Regions from separate parts of the Homo sapiens genome. Here region 2 is linked to region 1. A link is a loop called in an ENCODE intact Hi-C map of the cell type or tissue named here. Cell type or tissue: endothelial cell of umbilical vein. All regions are shown on one strand.

Region 1 (8,000 bases):
TTGTAACTCATGAAGGGGAAAAAACAAACACAAAACAACTTTGAAGCTGGATAGACCTGACCAAGCCTCACTACTTTTAGTTATATGAGCCACTTACAGTCTGAATTTCAGTTTCTTCATCTGTATTATTTGAGCAACAGAAATAACTCAGGGTTGGCCGGGCGCAGTGGCTCACGCCTGTAATCCCAGCACTTTGGGAGGCCAAGGTGGGTGGATCACGAGGTCAGGAGATCAAGACCATCCTGGGTAACACGGTGAAACCCCGTCTCTACTAAAAATACAAAAAATTAGCCAGGCGTGGTGGCGGGTGCCTCTAGTCCCAGCTACTCGGGAGGATAAGGCAGGAGAATGGCGTGAACCCAGGAGGCGGAGCTTGCAGTGAGCCGAGATCGCTCCACTGCACTCCAGCCTGGGCGACAGAGCAAGACTCCGTCTCAAAAAAAAAAAAAAGAAAAGAAAGAAATAACTCAGGGTTGTAAAAATGATAAGTACTTTATATGACCATAAATGGTAGTTACTATTATTACTATTCCCTGGGCAAAATCTAATTCCACAGCCTCATATACACTTGATGCAATGGTTAGCTATTGTACAGGTATTGCCTAGCAAGTGAGATACAGCAGCACTTGCTGAGATTATCTATAACAGACAACACACCTTTGAATCAAATAGTCTCACAACACTTGACATAATGGCATCTGTATTAGAATAAGGAAAGGCTCTGAATAACTCAAAATTTGAAAAAAAAATTCTGTATTTTGCTACTGAGTCAAGCACAACAATTTTTAAAGAATAAATATTTTGAAATTTTTAAAATAATGCGTTAAATTTGAGTTTCTCAGAAAAACAAGCTATATCCAGATATATAATGTCATTATATATCTTTGAGGTAGCATAATGGGGTTCCAGTCTGAATAGTCCCTTACAAGCTATATGACTTTAGGCAAATCACATAACCTCCATGAACCTTAATTCCACATCTGGGATACAAAGATAACACCTTCTTGTTGCATGAGGATTAAATGAGTAAAACATACATAAAGCATCCCTCGTAGAATCCAGTACACTGCAGTTGCTCAGTAACATTAATTATCTCACCTACGCAATATTAAAAAATGTCAGTGCTTTTCGGTGCTAATATAATCTTATTTCTCAGAGCCTTTAGAATGGTTTTCTTCTTCCCTGCCAAACAACAGGGGTCTCTGATCATCCTTTTTCTGAATACGGAAAAGTATTTACTTATTTAACAAAATGACAATTGTTCTAAAGATCATGAGACTTTTAAGAAGTCTTTTACTTCTTGCCATCTATACTACTTATAATTATTCAAATACTGGTTAGGCACCACAGGGAAATAATAAAATATTAAAGCTGAAAGGGTCCTATGAAGGAAGTCATTTAACTCCCAGTTTTGACGAGAACAATTAGACCCCAAATCCACGCAACAAATCAGTAGCAGGGTCAGGATTAACTTGGATATTGACTAGTAATACAGGAAAATTTAATAGCTTCTTTTTAATTCATAAAACTAGATACTTACACTGCCATGTAGTCAAAAAATGCACCATCAGTGACCTCAGATATAGGCTTTTTTAAGATTTCTAGATCTGGAAGAGACTTCCAGTCAACAGAAGACCAAGAAGGAAGATCCCTCAACAAAAAGTATCTCCACAGAATTGGATCTCTTACAGTTTCATTCCAATAATGATTTGTACTTCCCAACTGACACAGATCATGAGGTGAAAGAAAGGACAAAATATATAGCTGTACATCAATCTGAAACAGAAGAAAGCAGCAGGTAGGAAAAAGGAATGAAGAAAATAGTTTTTGGGTGATAAACCACATAATCAACAAATAAATAACAAAAGGTCAACTGACTAGTATTTTTAATAACTAAATCTACCATTAATAATTAAATCTATTATTTTCCTGCTATCAGCAAAGGATCATAACTGAACATTTTAGTTTCGTAGTTGTTAAACATTTAATTTCTGAAACACCTGAAACATTCCTGAAAAAGCAACCACTGTCTTGCTATTTTTCCAGCAAAATCACCAGTTCCTTTAATTTTTCCTCAGAGATATTTGGATATACCAGTTAGTTACATAAATTAGTTAAGGAAATAATTTGTCCTTCAAAATAAAACCCATATCAACCTTTATCTGATTTTATCATCAGACCAAATCAAAGAGTGTACATTTGTCTTTTTCTTTTTTGAGACACAGTCTCGCTCTGTCGCCCAGGCTGGAGTGCAGTGGCAAGATCTCGGCTCACTGCAAGCTCCGTCTCCCAGGTTCACGCCATGCTCCTGCCTCAGCCTCCCAAGTAGCTGGGACTACAGGCGCCTGCCACCAAGCCCGGCTAATTTTTTATATTTTTAGTAGAGACGGGGTTTCACCGTGTTAGCCAGGATGGTCTTGATCTCCTGACCTCGTGATCCGCCCACCTGGGTCTCCCAAAGTGCTGGGATTACAGGCGTGAGCCACCGCGCCCGGCCGTAAATTTGTCATCTTAGTTCCTCTACAGAATCTATTAAAATGTTATGAAAAACCTCTGCAAGGAGAAACTTGGAGGCATTCTAAACCTGCAGCTTTCACGTTGATATACACATTGGAGAGAGGTGTCAATAGTCCAAATGAGACAAAGAATTGTAATAATTTTCAATAATTTTTGTTCTCTTCATTTACCTATCTACCCCAAAGTTTAACAATAAGTTATGTGTGTCATTCTCGTGGCCTTGATGTAACTTGAGGCACTTGTAACTTAAGTCATTTATTTTCAACTGAGGGGCCGTTTTGTTTCTTCAAATACACAATAACAGCCACAGGCACAATGTCCTCTTGAGAGGGTAAAAACCTTGGCCCTCCAAGTGTTTTGGTACAGTGATCCGGAATCAAAGACGCTGGGAACAGGGACGCTGGAATGCTTTCCCAAGCTAATCAGCAAGTTGGGAACTGTCTCATTTCCGTAACCGGACATTCAGGGTGTCCTAGTCACATGTGCCTGTTTTGGCGGGTGGAAAACCTGAGGGCGATCGGGAGGGTCCCCAGGGGCCCCATGAAGGTGCTTCCCTGAGATGTTCGGGCCCCCTGCGGAGCACCAGGGTCCACGCCAAGACGCTTCTGATCAACTGTAGCTTCTCGGTGACTACACTGCCAGGAATGGCTGCATGGACGGAGCCAGACCCAGGCCGGGGCGCGAGAGTTCCCCAGGCCCCGGGGGGCTCCAGGGGAGGTCCCTCCGGCCCGGGCCGGCCCCACTGTCCTCCGCGGCCTGCGGCCGACGCTCACCGGCAGCCGCGTCAGGGTGCTGGCCGCCTCATCCACCTCCTCCCGTGAGGTCGTACGCGCCACCCTCTCCTTGCTCACTGACTGCCAGAAGGTCTTCCAGCCGCTGAGGATGGCCGCCTCCAGGCGGCCCCAGTCGCTGAAGGGCGGCGGCGGCGAGTTTGTTCCGCTGCGCGGCTCGCTTCCCGCCATGGCTTGCCCGCAGCGTGGGTGACGCGTCTTAGAGCCACGCTAGCGCGTCAGCCTCCTGCGCAGCTCCGCGCCAGCCGAGGGCGCCCTCGGGCGTTCCGCCTCCCGCTTCTCCCGCGAGTCCGCCTCCAGGGCAGGGTTAGGCCCAGGGGCAAGGGCGGGTACTGGGAGGAAGCCCACTGTGCGTGGCTGTGAGCCGAGTACGAAGCTCCTGTCAACAATTAACTTCCCCAGTAACTTGTGGCCTCAACCTCAGCCACGCCAACCGCAGAGCCCCTGTACAACCTCTGGCCCGCTGACTTCCTGGCTTCATTCAAGATGTTCTCTCCGGGATCATTTCCACTATGCCTGGTCCTAGGCGACTCCGCTTGTTCGATAGACCTCTGCCACTGTCTTGGGCTTAATAACCACTTGCTTCCTTTTCAGCACTACCATACTACGTATGGGGTGTTTTTTGTGTGTGTTATTTCCTCAATCACCAAGTTACCATTTATTTTCTTGAGTATCAGCAAAAACAGACTAGAGAGGCAGTCAGCGGGCCAATTACAAAGAACCTTTTGCCAAAATGAGAAGTCTGGACCCACTATGCAAAAATATAAGCACATTTAAAATTTGCAAGGGCGGCAAAAAACGGCTAGAAGAACCCAGATGTGGTGGTGTTGAAATCCCACTAGTGAGTTTTTTAATTCTCAAACCAGATGCCCATTCTACTTACTTTGGGCTTACTTTAAAAGTGCTTTAAGAGAACGTATTACAAGTTAATCTGTTACATAGAACTGGGTATGTATACATTCAAAAAGTAAATCTCTGAGGATCTAAATGTCAACAGAATCCAAGAAAGCCTGATAACTAAGGTTCTGCAAGGCTCTGTAACATACAAGTTTAAGTTTCATTACATTTTATTATTTGCATGTTGTTGGTAGGGGCCAATAACCAATAAAATTGCAGCCTCGTTTTTGGGAGGCAATCTGGACAAGGACCACGGATTAACCATATGGCATTTCTCATCACTTTCTAGGACACGATTTACTTTGAGAGCAAAAAACGAACTAGAGCAAGAAAAAAAATCAGTTCAAGTATAAAGTATTAAAATGATATCTGTTAAATGAATGAGAAAAACTTTATTACGGAAAATTTTGAACATTTATAAAAGGAGAGTGAATAATATGCTCCTGTGTGCCCAGTATCCAAGATTCCATTACCAACACCTGGTTAATCTTGTGCTGTTGCTATACTCACCTAATACTACACCCCCAATTCTGGATCCTTTTGAAACAAATCCCAGACCTATCATCTGTAAATATCTCAGTATCCGTCCCTAAAAAAAACAGATTTTAAGAAACAGACCACTGTACCTAAGCAATTTTAATTCATTAAAATCACCAAATACCGAGTCAGTGTTTAACTTCCCCATCTGCTTTGAAAATAATTTTTCACATTTGATTTGTTTGAATCATAGCCCAACAAGGGTCACACATTACGGATACTCTTAAAGCTTAAGTTTCATTGTATAGCTCCCCCTCCTTTATTTTCCCTTGATATTTGTTAAAGAAAGCAGGTTGGTCTTTCTGGACCACTCTGGACTTTCTTTTTTCTATATTCTTCTTCTTCTTTTTTTTTTTTTTTTGTTAGTAGAGATGGAGTTTCACCATGTTTTCCAGGCTGGTCTCGACCTCCCAGGCTCAAGTGATCCTCCTGCTGTGGCCTTCCAAAGTGCTAGGATTACAAGTGTGACCCACTGAACACGGCCTGCACACTATTAATGGCATCTCAATAGTGTCTTTAACACATTCGTAAATGGTATTATATACTGAGACTGAAAGCTACAAGTCATTCTCATTTTCTAATGTTCGGAGTGATCAGTGGTTTCACTGGGCTGATCCATTCAAATTTCCTGTAAGTTTTTCACCTCAAAGATAGAGCATTTATCAATGAATATTATTTGCTTACAAGTTATAAAATGTTAGTATTCTAGTTCTATAATTCCTTTTATTAGCTGAATTAAAGAAAAATTTTCCGTCAGTCATTTGATTGTCCTGCTCAAGCCAGAATTAGCTATATTTCCAGAAAACTCTGGCTCATTTTGACGGGAATGGTATTTGAACATGGTTTCCAGGCCTTTCTAGTGTCTTTTATATAGAGAAAACATAACTTCGTGTTATTTCCCATTCAAATTTAGGATTACAGATTGTTTTTACTCTTTGATTTTGTATGTATCTTTTCTCATACACTAAAAATCCTCATTTCTAATTATATTAACATAGTTATGATTAACAATTTAATTACTGAAGAGTTTAAGATTTCTTCACATTTCTTTTTGCCCTTGGATATATCCCATTAAGAATGGACATACAAATTACTATGCTTTAAAGATAACTGAAACATACCTGTGTATTCAAGCCATCAACTTGATATGCAATGCAGGTCGTCTGTTTCATTTTGCTTTGGACTTGTAGGGCTTTTCTTAACTTTGCTTAAATCTCGTTTTAGAATAACATATGTACCAAAGTCAAATGTTGAAAATTCAAGATATATTCTGAGAAATCTAGCTTCCATCCTGGTCCTTTCCATCTGGTTCCTCTCCTCCTGCCTCCACCATAAGTAACCATTTTTTAAAGTTTTGGTTATGGGTCCATTGTTTCTTTTTTTTAACTACACACACACACGCACTTTTATATTCCCTTTCTTAAATATGATACATACACACACACACACACACACATATATATATATACCTTCTCCATTTTGTTTTTACTTAATAAGACCACTCTGTAGCGTTAAACAGAAATATACCTCATGGATTTTTACAGGTACATACTACTCAATCATGTGGCTATACAAGGATTTAGAATAACCTATTTTTAAGTATAGTATTTAAATTTAAATAACCAGTATTTCATTGAATGCTTCTGACTTGTGAGTTAAGAATTAGACCAAAAGGTATCAGAAGCCAAGGCAATCAGGCTGATTAAAAAATCCAGTTTTAAATAGGATATGTATAACATATTTAGATGACTAGTACATCTCAATACAGTGGGTTTTATATATATTTTGAGGGAGGGCTGAAAATGTTTTGAAAATTAATTGGATGTTTTCTTCCAGTCATATCCACAAAAAACATTTGAGATGCCTATCCAAGTCCTGATTTCTTCTCTGAAGTCTGCTTCCCACCTAGAAAGACCGGCATGACTTGAACTAAGGAAAAGGCAGTGCTTTCCTGGCCAACAAGTTTGTCATTCAATTGTCTGGCTAATGAGTCAGCATGCTAAATGAGGTATGCCTATATACAGAACTAGACATTAAGGGAAACAGTCTAGAAATAGCTAATTCTCTTGTGCTCTTATATACTACACACTGAACTAAAGCACTCTGAATATTAACTTATTTATCTTCAATATCCTTGAGGTAGGTACTATTACTGCCTTAAAAATAAGATAAGGCAGCACAGGAAGATTAAATAACTTAAAGAGAGTCACACAGTTAGTATTATAAATGGCAGGGCTATGATTAAACTCAGGCCTTCTGGCTCCAGAGCTCAGAATCCTAACCACTATATTACCCCATCTTTAAAAGTTATTAGGACCAGAAGAAATAACATTCAGAAGTTAAAATAGTAAACTGAGATGATAAAAGTTTTAATTCTGATGCAACAGCCAAATATAAAACAAGCAACAAGTAGGGGTGTATGGTTTTATTTTTTTAAAAATGTATATGCTCAATAACAGTTTACTTGGAAATTTTCACTAGAAGAAATAACATGAAAGAACACCAGCATAAATACATAATACATACTTTAATTGTGGCTATATTAAATGTATCTTAATGTAATACCGCTGTAACATGGTATCATCTCATTGTTAAAAATTAAAAAAAAAAAAAGAACATAGGGAAGTGAAACTAAAAAACTATAGAATCCTGGATTCTGTGGCAGATGGAGTACCCTTATTTAAGCTAGAAAAGGAGCCCTGTAAGGTAGAAAGAGAAAAGAGGCAAGCAATCTGAAACCATCATGTTAACCAACTGTGAGTTTTTAAAAATGTGGTTAAAATGAATCTAAGAATGCCTTTTAACACAGCTCACACTTTAATGAACACCAGAGAATTCACAGCAAGACTGTAAAGCTAGGAATGTAAAGTTATTGTGGGGTTTTAGCCACGACCCTCACCTCACTCTACTATATGCAAAAGAAGAAAGAAAAGTCTTTAGTCATGATTTGCACCTTAATCAGCATCAATTATTCTCAGCAGCCCAAAACCCTATAAATGCAGCAGAGCACACAGGTCTTTAACTAAGTCTAAAAGCCTAGTTAACATCAAAAAAATTCATATTGGGAAAGAGCCATACACATTTAACGACTGTGAAAAGTCCTTTAACAGAGTTTTGGTAACCATGAGAGAATTCAAACCGAAGAGAAACCCCAAGTGTAAAAAATGCAACAAGGCCTTTAGGTATCACTCAACCATTAGCAAAATCCATAGGGGAGAGAAACCTTTTATGTGTAGCTGAAATGATAAAGTCTTAAGT
Region 2 (8,000 bases), 140 kb after region 1:
TATGATAGGACAGTTTTCTTGAAATCTCTTAAATTTGTTTTCTAATAATTTTTTGAGGAAGGTGGATTAATGTAGTTGATAACAATGTTAGAGATCATGTTAGTCTAGCTCATTTGATCTAGAGATCATGTTAGTCTAGCTCATTTGATCTAATGCCACCTGAAATGTTATGTTTAAGTTTTAATAATTATTCAAGCCCTAGTTTTCAAACTTGGTGGTGTATTAGAATACCTCAGAGTTTTAAGAAATTTTGATGCCTGGGTTCCAGCCCAGGTAGTCTCTAATTTAATTAATCTGGGATGTAGCCTGGACACTGGGTCATTCAAAGCAACTCAGGTGGTTCTGATATGTGACCAGGTTTGAGAACCAGCATATTAAAGATTGATTACAACTCACTTCATTTTAAAATGTAAGAGAAAAACATCATTGAGCCATCATAATAAGAACCCTTAGCAAATTGTGGATTATATTGTTAGTTTAGTTGTAAAAATACTGATCTTTCAGAATCAGCCATAGTTACAAGGGTTAGCAGCTTTTGATTGCTTCAAAAAAATCAGGGAGGGTCTCCTGAGCATCGTACAGTGAGTCAGATAGAAAGTTTGTGGAAATACTTGTGTAGGATATTACAATGTATTTCTGTTTTCAAATTTTAGAAAAGGGCCATACGGGGTAGTAGAGTGACTATAGGAAAGCAAGCCCTGGGTTTTAGCACTGACTCTACCAGTAATCAAGGTGTGATGTTGAACATTTCACTTATGCTCTTTGGGTTAAAATGCCCTCATCTATAAAGTGAGGGTTTGAGAACAGATAATTTTAGGGGTCTCATTTGGTTCTCTTAGCTTAGTAGGTAAGAGCAAGGCCCTGTAGTGAGATAGTTGTGGATTAAAGTCTTATTTCTGACGCTTGCTGGCAGTGTAACTTGAGCTAATTTCCTATTTTTCCTCATCTGTAAAAATGGGAATCATATAACAGTACCTACTTTATAGGACTATATGAAGGAATACATGTGACAATGCATACAAAGTACATAGCACAGAGCTTGACACTTAGTACCTGGTAAATAGGTTATTGTTCTTATAAGAAGTTGCGGGCCGGACGCAGTGGCTCACGCCTGTAATCCCAGCACTTTGGGAGGCCGAGGCGGGTGGATCACGAGGTCAGGAGATTGAGACCATCCTGGCTAACATGGTGAAACCTCGTCTCTGCTAAAAAATACAAAAAATTAGCCGGGCGTGGTGGCATGCGCTTGAGTCCCAGCTACTCGAGAGGCTGAGGCAGGAGAATGGCGTGCACCCGGGAGGCGGAGCTTGCAGTGAGCAGAGATCGCGCCACTGCACTCCAGCCTGTGGGCGAAAGAGCGAGACTCCGTCTCATAAAAAAAAAAATAAATAAATAAAATAAAAAAGAAGTTGCGGATACCTGGCAAAGAAGAGAAAAGCATTGGGTCCTATGAACAAAAGCAATAGGGTTTTAAATACATCTATTTCTCTAGACTAATGATTTTTGAAATCAATTTGCTCAGTGGTCCTGGGTATGAAGCAGAAATGTGTTAAATATCTTCTTCCCTTCGGGGAACATGGGCATCTTCATATCAGTATAAGATTTGTTTATATTATGATTTAGCATGTAGTAAGGCTGGAAGCTCTCATAGTGGTAGTGTACACTATGTAGTTATTTGTAGGAAAGCTTTTCCAATGCGTACCATATTTTTACATATCCTGTTAAGATTCCTGTGAATGATTAAAATACAAATGTTTATTACTTTATACTTTTCTCAATATAACTTGGAGCCCACGAGTTCCCAAAGGAATGGACCTAGTGGGATGAACAACTCTGGAGTTCTGTAGGAACATCATGGAAGTCTAGTTGAGAAAAATTAAGCATAAGAAGTGTTCCTGGGTTTGGTTCCACTGTTTTGGTAATGGAAGTTGGTAGTGTTACTTCTGATTAGCATTTTTTTTGTTGCTTTCATAACTGATAATCATTTCCTAACTTCTTTGTATGTGATGCACCATGTATATTTTCATTGTTTGAGACTCAGGGCAGCTTCAGAATCAAGTCCATGAGGTTTAGTTTGGTTTTAATTTCAGCCCTACCCCTTACAAATTATGTGATCTGAAGCACATGTTTTGGCTAGGATTAAGTGAGAAGAAAATGAAAAGTGAACACTGCAAGCACTCTCTAAATAGTGGCTATTAAGTAATGCTCTATTACTTAAAATTAAAGAGGAAATATTTACCTTAAAATACACTGGTAAAAGCGAGATGATTTTACAGGAGCCAGTACAACCTGCTTATCCTAAGTCCCTATTCAAGCACCAAAATTAAGCCCTTTGAGGACACATTTTTTTTCTTTTATTGGTTATGGATAAAGATACAGCTTACCTTCCTTATGTAATTTCAGTAAGCAATCTATTTTTATTTGTCCCAAAGATTTGTTGACTTATGTAATTTAAATATGTTTTTATTGCAAGATCTGGCAGTCAAGAAGCTGAAAAATTCAGCTTTATTATATTATTTTTCATTTACTTTTATCTTTTTCCTGAGTTTAATAATCTTTCAATGGCTGTGTAAGCCATGAGTTCTCAGCATCATGACATTATCATCAATCATTATAGCATCAGATTACAATAAACATTAAGCCTTCAGGGCAAGCAAACGGTGTGGATGCTATTTGTCTTACCGTTTAATAGCTTCTTAGTATGCAGTGTTGGTCTCATGTACACAGATTTTTAACAATTCTACCCTGAGCATCCAAAGGAGGAAAACTTGACAAAACAGTAGTTGGCTCCTTCAAGCTCGCTGCTGATTGTGATGATGGTAAAACCCCAGGCAAGCGAATAAATGATGGAAAGATGTGCAGTCCGCTGAATCTATATTCAGAGCTGCTCTAGTGCTTTCTGAATGCCTATTTTTGGAGAACAGCTGGCATTGATTATTGACTTATGAAGGGAAGCAGATGTGTATGGTCAGCTATGAGAGCTGGTTATTGAAAGCACAAAATAGCAGCCCACTGGACAGGGCTGCAGTACGTGAGTGGCACAAGAGCCAAGAGCCCTCCTCTATGTGGAGAGGATTGAATGAGGCATTCTTATGGCAAGAAAGAATGGGACACTTTTGGTGTTTTTTTATTTTTTTCCTTTTCTCCCTCACATTTTTCACATCTTTGTGCATTTGAAAAGAATAAATACTAATTAATGTCATACTCCTGTGTGCTACATGTCTGAGCACATAAAATTGATTGGGTTCTCTAGACATGCTACCTGTTTTAAATAAGTTAAGTCACTAGTATTCCTGGTTATAAAACTACAAGGGGGTTTGTGTTGAAGATTCAGTCTGTTTAGTTGCATCAATTGTAATCCAAATGTTAGTCCAAAATATAGATATTTAAATATATTATGACATAGGTGAGGAAATAAGCATAAATCTCTAGACATTGTTTTAACTTTAGTGTATTGTCCATTTGGTCCTGAGGCTCAGGAAAAGAAAAACAGGTGGAAAATCCATATGAGGTCATATGAAACTTTTACAATTAGTAATGCCTTTGTCTTATTAGTGTAATGTAGTGGAAAGCTCATAAAACTTTGGAATTAGACAGACTTGAGCTTAAATACTGGTTCTTTACTTATTGATCATGTAGTATATCACTGTTGTAGTATATTCATTGGTAAAATGACAATTTTTAACTCATGCTTGTTCTGAGGATTAAATTCGCTAATTCATTCAACATGTATTGATCTGGCATATATTAAGGGTCAGGCACTGTTAAATATAAACGACAACGTTTTTGGGGATGCAGTAGTTAACAAAACAGACAAAATTCTCTGCATTTATGGAGCTGATATTCTAACAGGGGTCAGCAAACTGTGTTGCATGTACCAAATCTGGCCCACTGCCTATTTTTGTAAATTTTTCTTGGAGCATAGCCATATCCACTCATTTACGTATTGTTTATGGCTGCTTTAAATAGTTAGGATAGAAACTGTGTGGCTTGCAAAGCCTAAAATATTTACCGTTTGGCCCTTTACAGAAAAGATTTGCCAACTTCTGCCTTAGATCACTGATTTGAAACCTTTTTTCTCTAATATAAGCAAGTAACATCCTACAAATTTTTATGTTGTTTCAGTCTCTTCAAAATACTTTCTAATCTTCCTTGTTATTTTTTGTATGACCCATTGTTTATTTAAAGGTGTGTCAGTTTCCAAATATTTGGTAATTTTCCACATAACTTTTTAAAAATTTTTCAGTTTAATTCTTTTGAGGTCAGAAAACACACTTTATAGTTTCAGTCCTTTTAAATTTGAGACTTGCTTATGGCCCAGAATGTAGGCTATTTTAGTGACTGTTCCATTTGCACTTGAATATATATTCTGCTCTTGTTGGGTACAGTGTTCTGTAAGTGCCAATTGGATCAAATGGGCAGTTAGTATTGTTCAAGTGTTCTGTGTCTTGTCAATTACTGAGAGAGCAGTCTTGAGATCTTCAGCTATAATTGTGGATTTGTCTGTTTTTCCTTTCAGTTATACCACTTTTTCCTTTATCTGTTTTAGAGCTGTTACTACTTGCATTTATACACATTTAAGCTTACATTCTCTTAATGAATTGATCTGTCATTTTGTCTCTTCAATAATATTCCTTTTATTGAAGTCTACTGTCTGATGCTGATATAGTCACTCTTCAAAGTATGTTTCTCCATTCTTCTGCCTGTAACCTATGAACACCTTTATTTTTAAGTAGGTTTTTGTAATCATATAGTTAGATTGTTATCTTATAATCTCTAAATCATAATTGGAGGTTTAGACCATTTACAATTAATGTAGTCATCAATATGGTTGGGTTTAAATCTATCAGGATATTTTTTTTTCTGTTTACTTCATCTGTCCTTTTTGCCCTTTGATTTCTTTGGGATCAATTACGTATTTTTTGAGTATTTTATCTTCACTGTTGGATTACTTTTTAGTGGCTTCTCTAGGGTCTACCATATACATATTTTAATCACAATCTACTTCAAGTAATATATCACTTTATATATAATGTAAGAATTATACAATAGTAAACTTCTGTTTTCTGCCTTATTGTGTGTTCTTTAGTGATAGTTAATTCTGCATGTGACATAAACCTTATACTTCGCTATTATTTTTGCTCTAAACACTCGACTATCTTTTTAAGTAATCTTTGAAAATGAGGAAAAATCTTTTATATTTTTCCAACATATTTTCTGTTTGTTGCACTTTTTCTGTGCAGAGATCTAGATTGCCATTTGATGTTTTTTTCCTTCTGCTTGAAGGACATCCTTTGATGTTTGTTGTAGCACAAATTCTATAGATGTCTCTCAGGTTGATCTTTTTCAATATTTGCTTTTAAGCTGTGTTAAGATTAGTTGAGAGTAGCCTTTAGTTGCAGTTTAATTTATAGCCCCACTACTGAGAAAGTTTTCTTCGGAGGACTCTGCCTGATGCTCCATATATTACAAAATCTTTCCTCACTGTTTGGTAGGATTGTGAATTGTTCCTAGACCTGTGTTAGTTTTGGGCTTTTTTTTTTTTTTTTTTTTTTTTGCCTAATGCTTGCTTAATGGTTCTTTTTCAGGCTTTGACTAATTTCTTCTCATATATGCACATATTCATACTCTGCTAAAGACTTGAGACCTTCTTCCTCTGCAAATCTGAGCTCTCACTCTGTATAATGACCTCCTTTCTGGTATTTTCAGATCTCAAATTGTAGTTGCCTCAGGCTCTCTGAAGCCAACAAAATTGCTGAGTTTGACTTCCTGTACTGCAGCTTGCAAATTCTCTCCAGGCAGTAAGCTGGGGGAAATTGTAGACCTATCTTGTTGGCTTCCCTTCTTTCAGAAATGGTAGTCCCGTACTGTGTGTGGTCTAATGTCCGAAAGCCACTTTTTCATGTCAGTTTGATTTTTCTAACTGTTTAATATCATTAATAACATGTTTGAATTTATGTCATTGTGTATTTACTGATGGTTTTCTTAGTACAAATCCCTAGAAATAGAATATCTTTGTCAGTATTTTAGGGATTTTGATATATCACAGAGTTACTGGCCAGAAAAATTATCCCAGTTTACTCTCACACTGTTTCTACTCTATTACCAACACTGGTATCAGCTTTTTAAAAGCTATATTATTTTCTTGCGTTATTTGGCATTTCTTTATAAAGCTGCTCTCTGGGATTGTTTAAGGGGCAGCCGTACCTTACTCTTCAGGAGGGCATTTAATCATTTTCTCTCTTGTTTTGGAGACCTTCCTTTTGGCTTCTAGCAATTATCTCTCTTCAAATTCCAGTGTTGCTCTCTTTAGTTATATTAAAAAACAACATTGATAATGAGTATTCTGTGTTAGTGAATGTATCTTAGGAGATCCACTGTAACAAGCATGTATGTGAATGTGTGTGCATTTCTTCTGTTTACAATATTTTGAACAAGCTCTAAATGTGGGATAGAATAAAATACAGCTATTTTTATCTCCTGTGGTACTCTTTAACCTATTCTGTTAGGGAAGCTTTTCCTCTGCTGTTAATGAATACTCAGGCTGCATGACATTTCAGCTCACTCTAGGAAAATAAACAGCTCTTAAGTGACTTTAATTCATAAACTCAGTCTTCATTCAGACATTAGAGGGTCCATTCCAAAACAGTGAAAAATGCTTTAATAATCATTCAAAAGCAATGCATCTCCTCATTTTTGATCTCCCAGCTACAGTCTGCCTGCATTTGAAGAAGGTTATATAGTATGCTTTTGCTTTTTCTCTACTCCCCTCCTCTTCCAGCTCACTGTTTGGCACCCACCAGGATCAAAATTCAAGAGAAAGGGAAGGCAAGGAAATAGGGCAGGAAAGATTTTACATAGCAGGAGACTGGTAATCCTGTTTGCTGGCTCCATGATCTCTGGTCCATAAAAATATTTAAAGCTGATCCCTTCCTCTCTCTGTGTGTGTGGAGTGGGGTGAGCAGTTGTCTTTAGAGACCCCCTTCTTGGTTCCTCCTGCAGCGGCTGCTCCTATGGGTGATGGCTGGATGCTTCCCCAGCAGCTTCTGACTTTCCTGCGGTCCACTTAACATATAGACTCTTACCGGTGGAGTCCCTCTTCCTGGGCTATCCTGTTGACAAAGCATTAACCTGTTGAGGTTGTTCCTCTCTCACATGGCCCCCATCTGGGAAGCACTCACATTTCTTCTACTGCCTCCAGTGATAGTGTAGTTACTTCCGCAAAACAGCCCCTTTAATTTTCTCAGGTAAGAGTCAGGCAGCACTCCCTATCTGCACTCCCCATCTTTCAGGCTCTGATTTGTCAATGGAGTGAGCAGCAGGCATACCCTTACCCCTTCCTTGGTTGCTGAGAAATGTAGGGGTAGTTAGAATACTTTTCATGAAATAAATCCTTCATACAAAACCTTTGCTATTCCTATACTGTATTCCTTCAGCCTGCTGAGGGTCCCAAGAGCCTTGGGATGTGCTTTTGACTATTTCCTTTGTAAATTCTACTTCTGAGCATCTATCCTACATGCTGGTATCCCCTAGCTCTTCTATCAGTTAAAAGTGAGACAGCAAGATCTCATCTAACATCTGGTTACCAACCACTTTTGCTCATGAGCCTGCCTTTTTTTGTTGCCATTAATCCTCCCTATTTATCATATTTAATTCTGCACGTGATATAAATCTTATAATACTTTGCTATTATTTTTGCTCTAAACAGTCAACTGTCTTTTAAGTAATCTTTAAAAATGAGGAAAAAAACTCTTCAATATTTTTCCAGCATATTTGCCAATTCAAGCTCATATTCAGCTAAGCCTTGGTGCATATAAGGGTGTTTTCCAACTATGGTTCTAATACCTCTAGGCAGTTCCCCCTAGCCTGTTCTGTTTTCCACAGAGGACTGTGGAAGAACCCAGCCAAACCCTGTTTGTCCTAACAGGGAATAAAAATACTGACCCATTGGGATGGACCTTTACTTCCTGTGCTGTTTGGAAAATGCATTTAATGCCTTC

Evidence for each region. Hi-C counts contacts between places; a loop is a spot of excess contacts. Peaks named below come from ENCODE experiments on the same cell type or tissue, not always from the same donor. Only the 100,000 strongest peaks of a DNase experiment are listed, where the experiment ranks them.
Region 2: it touches region 1 in a loop (3-fold over the local background); 2 of 110 quality-filtered maps call a loop at or near these places.

Annotation. Positions count from the first base shown.
Region 1 is chr5:41,920,789-41,928,788 of GRCh38, reverse strand. RIMOC1 (RAB7A interacting MON1-CCZ1 complex subunit 1) reads right to left here. Exons shown (of 6, transcript NM_175921.6): 6 at 7,153-8,000. FBXO4 (F-box protein 4) reads right to left here and starts at 3,508. Exons shown (of 7, transcript NM_012176.3): 1 at 3,291-3,508; 2 at 1,541-1,776. The coding sequence starts at 3,479. It also overlaps the pseudogene LOC100419715. RefSeq lists a silencer at 3,071-3,250. In endothelial cell of umbilical vein, a CTCF peak has its summit at 3,554 (motif pointing right); DNase peaks (open chromatin) are centred at 2,908, 3,568 and 6,708; H3K4me3 peaks cover 1,240 bases; H3K27ac peaks cover 3,731 bases.
Region 2 is chr5:41,785,192-41,793,191 of GRCh38, reverse strand. The region is part of intron 13 of OXCT1 (3-oxoacid CoA-transferase 1); the gene reads left to right. Among named protein-coding and RNA genes, the nearest start is that of OXCT1-AS1, 81 kb to the left of the region's middle. In endothelial cell of umbilical vein, no CTCF peak of the experiment used is centred here; DNase peaks (open chromatin) are centred at 3,551 and 3,921; H3K27ac peaks cover 2,912 bases.